Linked DNA regions of Homo sapiens: region 2 is linked to region 1. A link is a contact called in ENCODE Hi-C data. All regions are on one chromosome and are shown on one strand. The core of a region is the stretch at or near the end of the contact, and the rest is flanking DNA. Distances in the headings are between cores, read along the strand shown. Region 1 holds the start of VAMP3 (vesicle associated membrane protein 3). Region 2 holds the start of CLCN6 (chloride voltage-gated channel 6).

What was found. Hi-C counts contacts between places; a loop is a spot of excess contacts on that map. Pooled maps may share reads with other maps.
Region 2: a loop to region 1 is called in a pooled map, with 7 times the contacts of the local background. The contact joins the promoter of CLCN6 here to the promoter of VAMP3 in region 1. A Hi-C loop is called at or near these places in 2 of 168 maps with a recorded cell type or tissue (ascending aorta and naive thymus-derived CD4-positive, alpha-beta T cell) and 12 of 50 pooled maps.

Annotation. Positions count from the first base shown.
Region 1 is chr1:7,770,037-7,773,117 of GRCh38, forward strand. It overlaps VAMP3 (vesicle associated membrane protein 3), which reads left to right and starts at 1,260. Exons shown (of 5, transcript NM_004781.4): 1 at 1,260-1,349. The coding sequence starts at 1,348. RefSeq lists enhancers at 464-1,160, 904-953 and silencers at 1,187-1,429, 1,394-1,623.
Region 2 is chr1:11,804,503-11,807,495 of GRCh38, forward strand. It overlaps CLCN6 (chloride voltage-gated channel 6), which reads left to right and starts at 1,689. Exons shown (of 23, transcript NM_001286.5): 1 at 1,689-1,847; 2 at 2,629-2,688. The coding sequence starts at 1,761. It overlaps MTHFR (methylenetetrahydrofolate reductase), which reads right to left and starts at 1,462. Exons shown (of 12, transcript NM_005957.5): 1 at 1,386-1,462. RefSeq lists enhancers at 1-37, 1,334-2,319, 1,517-1,626, 1,637-1,716, 2,167-2,236 and silencers at 1,147-1,196, 1,217-1,266, 1,937-1,986.

The DNA of each region.
Region 1 (3,081 bases), core at 10-2,509:
AGATTACGAACGTCGTCCTTTCTGAGTATTGTGTCATCGCCGCTCCCTTCCCGTTCACTGCAGAGCCTCTCCTTATCTCCCTAGTGCTCCCTCTTCCATCTAATCCATCTGGCCACTACTGCCAGAGAAATTTTGCATCATGGATCTCCCACGTCCGTAAGTCAATGGTTTCCAGGGCCCACTACAATTAAATGACATTTTTCTTGTTTGTTTATCCTCTTTATTCAGTCTTCTTTTCACTTGTACCCAACCTGCACCCTCTAGGTGGTCTGTGCACACTGCGTCCATTTTCACTGCTGTCTTTGTTCATGGTGTTTGCCCAACCCTTACTTGGAAAGTTCTTTTCCACTAGTACCCAGCTCAAATCCCACCGCCTTTGTGACACTCGTTTATTCGATATATACTAACGTTTCCCTTTTCAAAGTATTCTATTTAGAGTTGGAAAAAACAGCATAGTATTTAAGTACTGTATTTTTCACTTCTCATCTAAGAGACCCACCAATGACCTATTAGTGTTTTATTTTTTGGTGTAGGTAACTATGTTGGTAGGAATATTTCAGTAACAAATATATACAAGGTAACTCACTGCGTTCAGATTTGTGCTTCCCTCCCTTCGACCAAAACCTGAGGACCTATTCTGTGCTAGGGCCTGAAAATACAGAAATAAAGGAACTACAGCCTTGATGCCAAGGCTCTCGTAAGCAGATTATAATATGATCTGCAGTGACAAATATTTGTGTCACCGATGAAAACATGAGCGGGAACCTCACCCAACACCATGTGACAAATACCCGAAATGGACTTCCTATTTCAACTACTTTAGAGAAACATGGTGCCCTCAGGATCACTAGGTTACTCTGGAACACTCAGCAGAAGCCAGTCATCTGTCTCTAATACTGTTAGAAATGGTCCCGAGCCCAGAATAACATGAATTGCCCCCACCCTCACTTATCCACGCAGTCCCTCGCCAGTGGCTAATGCACCACGTTTACAGACCACGTCCCCAAGCGCCAGCGCGGACGGCGGTGCGGACAGGGAGCTGTATTGACCTGCGTTCTGCGTTTCAGAGCCCGGACCGCCCTGGGACCCCTGTGGCCCTCAAGTTCCCAAGTGACCTCGTCCGGGGAGGGGACGTCTCGCTCTGACCCCGCCCTGGACGCACCCACCCACGACGCCCCCGCCCACTTCCGGCGCGCCCCCTCTTCGCCCCGCCCACTCCCCCGGCTCCGCCTAGTGACGTCTTTGCCCCGCGCCGCGCCGTCCCACCCATCTCCCTGGCCTCCGGTCCCAACTTCGCTTCTCTGCTGACCCTCTCTCGTCGCCGCTGCCGCCGCCGCAGCTGCCAAAATGTGAGTGACGCTACGCGACGCGGGCGGCTTCGGGCCCCGCAGGCGGCAGCTCGCGCTGGGACCGCCATACTGCCCAGTTGCCGCCGGCCGCCACTCGGACGCAGGCCGGGGCTGCGCGGGGATCCCGAGGCCTGGGGGTGGGCGGTGGCCCTTGGGTCGCGGGCTGCAGACGGGCCGGGCGGGTCCCGCGGCCATCGGGCGGACGCGGAAGGGGCAAGGGCGGGGCGGCGAGACGCTTCCCGGAGGAAGTGAGCTGCCCGCCCGCAGCCCGCTCCTCGCCCCTTCCCTTTCTAGTCCCCGACGTCCCTGAGAGGAATGGGGACGACAGCCCTGGTTCGGGAGCGCCCGCTCTCGGCCCGGTGCTGCGCTGGGCCCCAGAAGTTGCGAAAGAAAGGACCTCGGCCCTGTCCTGAGCCCCTGTGGGCCGAAGAGCTCCTTGCCTAGCTAGGGGCATCTGCACTGGAAAGATCACTTAACCGTGGGCCTTCGCTCTCTTAAGCGAAAGCACGTTGCAAACCCCTGCTTCCAGTGGTAAGACTCAGAGAATGCTAATGGTTAAGAATCACAAGGACTCCCTCTTCCACCTCCATTCTGCTCATTGCTCACCGTCGGAGGAAGCCCCGGGTTTCTTCCAGGAGCTGGGGACCCCCCTCGAATGTTCCTGCTGAGGCTGCTGTGCCAATAGATCACAGTGGTTAAGATCTAGAGCCAAGGTACACAGGACCTGATCTAAAAACAAGCTGTCCTGCAGCCAGCTGTGTTGACTCTCTAAACCTCACTTTACTCATTTGTAAAATAGGAGTAATATTCCCCTCAGAGAGTTATGAGGGTTAAAGGAGGAAAAGCATGGAAAGAGTCTAGCGCCACGGCATGGTCCTTACTTATCTACCAGATACTAAACTCCGTGAGGACGGTGATGAGATCTGTTGTAGCCCTGGTCATTGACACATGACAGATGTAAAGTGACTGTTCAAACAGCCCATCAGACTGTTGTATACCAAGGCACATGCTAGGTGCTATCTAGGATACAGAGAAGAGAGTAAGAAGACCCAGGAACCTGTGATCTATTCGAGGAGGCGGGACTTTATACCTGAAAAACCAAAGTGATACTTTCCAAGTAATGGAGCCAATAATGACTTCAGAGTCAGAGTGGTTAAGAAAGATCTGCATGGGGAGAAATAAAGCCTTTGATGAAGATTTTAAAAGATGAGTACCTTCCTGGGCCGGGCGCGGTGGCTCATGCCTGTAATCCCAGCACTTTGGGAGGCCGAGGTGGACGGATCACTTGAGGTCAGGAGTTCGAGACCAGCTTGACCAACATGGTGAAACCCCGTCTCTACTAAAAAATACAAAATTAGCCGGGCGTGGTGGCACATGCCTGTAATCCCAGCTGCTTGGGAGACTGAGGCAAGAGAATTGCTTGGACCCAGGAAGCGGAGGTTACAGTGAGCCGAGATCGCGCCATTGCACTCCAGCCCGGGCAACAGGAGCGAAACTCCGTCTCTCAAAAGAGGGGGAAAAAGAAAGAGTACCTTCCTAAAAGAGGAGGCATTTCTTCAACACACCTTTCCACTCACACCACCCACTCCCTGCATCCCAGTGTTCCTGACTCTGTTTCTGTAAATTAATCTATTTTTCCATATTGGAAAAAGGGCATTCTGTAACTGTTTGTAACTATGAAAACAGTTCCTTCCACAATGAAAAGATCAGGAAAGTACTGAGTACATTCAAG
Region 2 (2,993 bases), core at 439-2,938, 4.0 Mb after region 1:
CAGACAGGCCAACAGAGGGCATAGGGTCATCTGGCAGTCTGGTTAAGAAAATAAGACAAACACTTAAAAACAAACAAAACACTTGCACAGCAATGGGCAAACACACAGTAGTGAATGGGTGTGTGGTGACATGGCACAACAGAGGAAAGCCCAGGTGAGGTTCATTTCTTTCAGACTGTCCACCACTAACCCTGTGTACCTAACCATTTGGGGTCTTAGACTCTTTTGACAATCTGATTAAATGCACTGCTCCCTTCCCCTGAAATACACACACAGGTGCACAGACTACACGGGGATACATCCAAAGACAAGGAGTTGATTCCAGACTAAGAACCCTGGGCCAAAGCTTTCTCCCTCTAGGGCTGCTCTCTTTCATTCTGACCTCAAACTCCAGATTCTCAGTGGGGATGGCTGTGGGGAGTGAGGAACGGGGGCGGGGGGGAGGAGTAACAGCAAGAGCAGCCAGTTGGCTTTCCTCCAGCGTTTAAGGGCGCACCTCGTTAATTGCTTGCTGGAACAGAACCTAGAGTAGGAGGAAGCTGAACCACCTGTAAACCCTCTGATTTTCAAAGACTTATTGCATTCCTAGTATATGCCACGCATGTGCCATATTTGTAAGCCAACTCCCACGATTTATCCGTTATCAGCTGGACTCCCATAGCACCCTGGGTTGTAACTGTGGGTGAAAAGGCCTGTCTCCTTTCTCTTTCCCCAGTTCCCTGAGACAGGACCGGTGTCCTGCCTGGGGTATCCCCAGAGTTTGGCACACGGTGATAGCCAACATTCACTGAGCGCCAAAGGGCCAGGTGCTGCCACTCTCTCAAAATAAGCCTCTGCCACTTACTGAACAACTAGTCTGCGCCAAGCACTGGGATACTAAGCCTACGACTCCCAGAAAGGTCCCGGCGGACCCCCGTGCGCAGCGGGACGCAGTGGGCGCCAGGGACCGCAGTGCCCCGGGCCCAGCGCTCTTCTCCAGGTGATCGCCGGGGAGGCAGGTTTAAAAGGCAGGAGCCGGAAGCCGTCTCGGCGCCCAGGTGGCCGAGAATCCAGTCACCAGGTCACTGAGTCACCGATGGGGGCGAGGACACGGGCCTGGGCCGGTCAGAGGGGCGGGATCGTCACCCCTGGCTCAGGGGCCCCTCCGTCCAGGCAGGGAGCCAAAGTCAGTCTTCGCTTGAGGGTTGGCGGTCGCTGGAAGTGGTAGCCATTGGGAGTTACACTAATCCCGCGAAGGGTGCGCAAGGGAGGCGGCAGCCCCCCCCAAGAAGAGAGGCAGGCCGGCCTCCAGCGCTCCCCGCCCACAAGCACGTCCTTGCCCCCGGGAGGTTGTTTGCCGGCTCCAGGATCTCCCTCCCGGCGACCCCGGCCTCGCCGTCACTCACCCTCCAGTCCCGGGTGACTCAGAACGCTCGGCCGCCGGCCGCACCACTGTGGCCGCTGCAGGGGCGGGGAACGCAGTGAAGGGGCGCGGCGCAGGTGTCAGGTTGCTGGAGAGGCGGGCCTACAGGGCGGAAACCACCGGCGCGGGTGACCGGAAGCCCCGCCCCCAACATGGCCGTGCCCACAGGTCTCGTTGGAGGCCGTGCCTTTATCGTCATGTGACGCGAGTCCTCGCCCCACCCGTCTGCAGCCACTCCTGGTCTCAGTCCCAGAGCTCGAGAGGGCCACGTGACCGTCCCGGGGCCAGTCACGTGAGGCGCAGATCCTGGCTGGGAGGGGGTTGGTAGAGGGGTCCAGAGTGGCAGTAAAGGAGGAAGATGGCGGGGTGCAGGGGGTCTCTGTGCTGCTGCTGCAGGTGGTGCTGCTGCTGCGGTGAGCGTGAGACCCGCACCCCCGAGGAGCTGGTAAGAAGCCGGCGGAGTCGGCCTGGGGAGGGGGCGGTTGCTAAGGGACTGAGAGAGGCGTTGCCGGGGGTGGGGCCGGGCCAATCTGGGCCCGCAGGTGGCAGCGGGTGGGGCCTGGGGACCGCAGCCAGGGCTCTCGAAGCGTCTACCCTGCTTCACGTGCCTAAGTCTGGGGTCTTTTCTCATAACCCCTCCTGGAATCTGAGGGAGAATCCAGGCCAGCTCCAGTAAATCCCACCCATGTTTCCTTTTATTTCCATCTGAAAAGAGTTTGGAATGAAACAAGCGTTTTCAGAATGAGCTTCCTCACAGGACTTTGTGCTTATCATGCTGCTGTTTTAGCTTCTCCAGTCCTTTCTCACTCTATCCCTCACCCTTTCTGGGTCACTGACAGTCCAGCTTCCCCCTGCAAAGCATCCTGGGAAAACTTGAGTTGTGTTCCCAGAGTTGACAAGTCCTTTCTGATTTCAGATACGTCACACTGTCAAATGGAACCTGCATTTTTACCCCCCTTTTCAGCTGGCGTTGGACATCTTTGAGGTGTCCTGAAGAGGAGGGTGGTTATTTGGAGACTATCAGTGGAAATGAAGAGCTCAGCTGATGGCTGTAGATCCTCACCCACATGGTCCCTCACCCCTGAAAGGTTTTTTTTGAGGGCTGGTTCCTATTTGATAATGGCTCCAGATGATTTAGAAGCTAGCCACTGATTTCAGTAAATACTTCTGCCTCCTTCCACTCCTAACCACTAAAAAAGGCTCCCTCTGCGGATCTGTTTTTCTAGACCATCCTTGGAGAAACACAGGAGGAGGAGGATGAGATTCTTCCAAGGAAAGACTATGAGGTGAGCTCCTTTGATACTGCTTGGGCAACTAAAGTAGTGAGTGGCCTGGTCACTTCAGGCCGAAGCATTATGATTCCAACCAGAGATGCTCTTTGACCTTCTGTCCCAGGGAGTGAGTGGGTAAGAGAACTTCCTTCTAGGAAAGAGACTGTTTAGCAAGCCCTTTTCTCACCTTAACCCCAAAACAAGGTCTGGTGTTTTTACACGTTTATAAATCTGTGGCACCTTAACCTGGATAGAGTATGTATTTGCCATTAAACTGTTTGCTTTTACAGCTTACAGAGAGACTTAGAGTGAAAGGCACT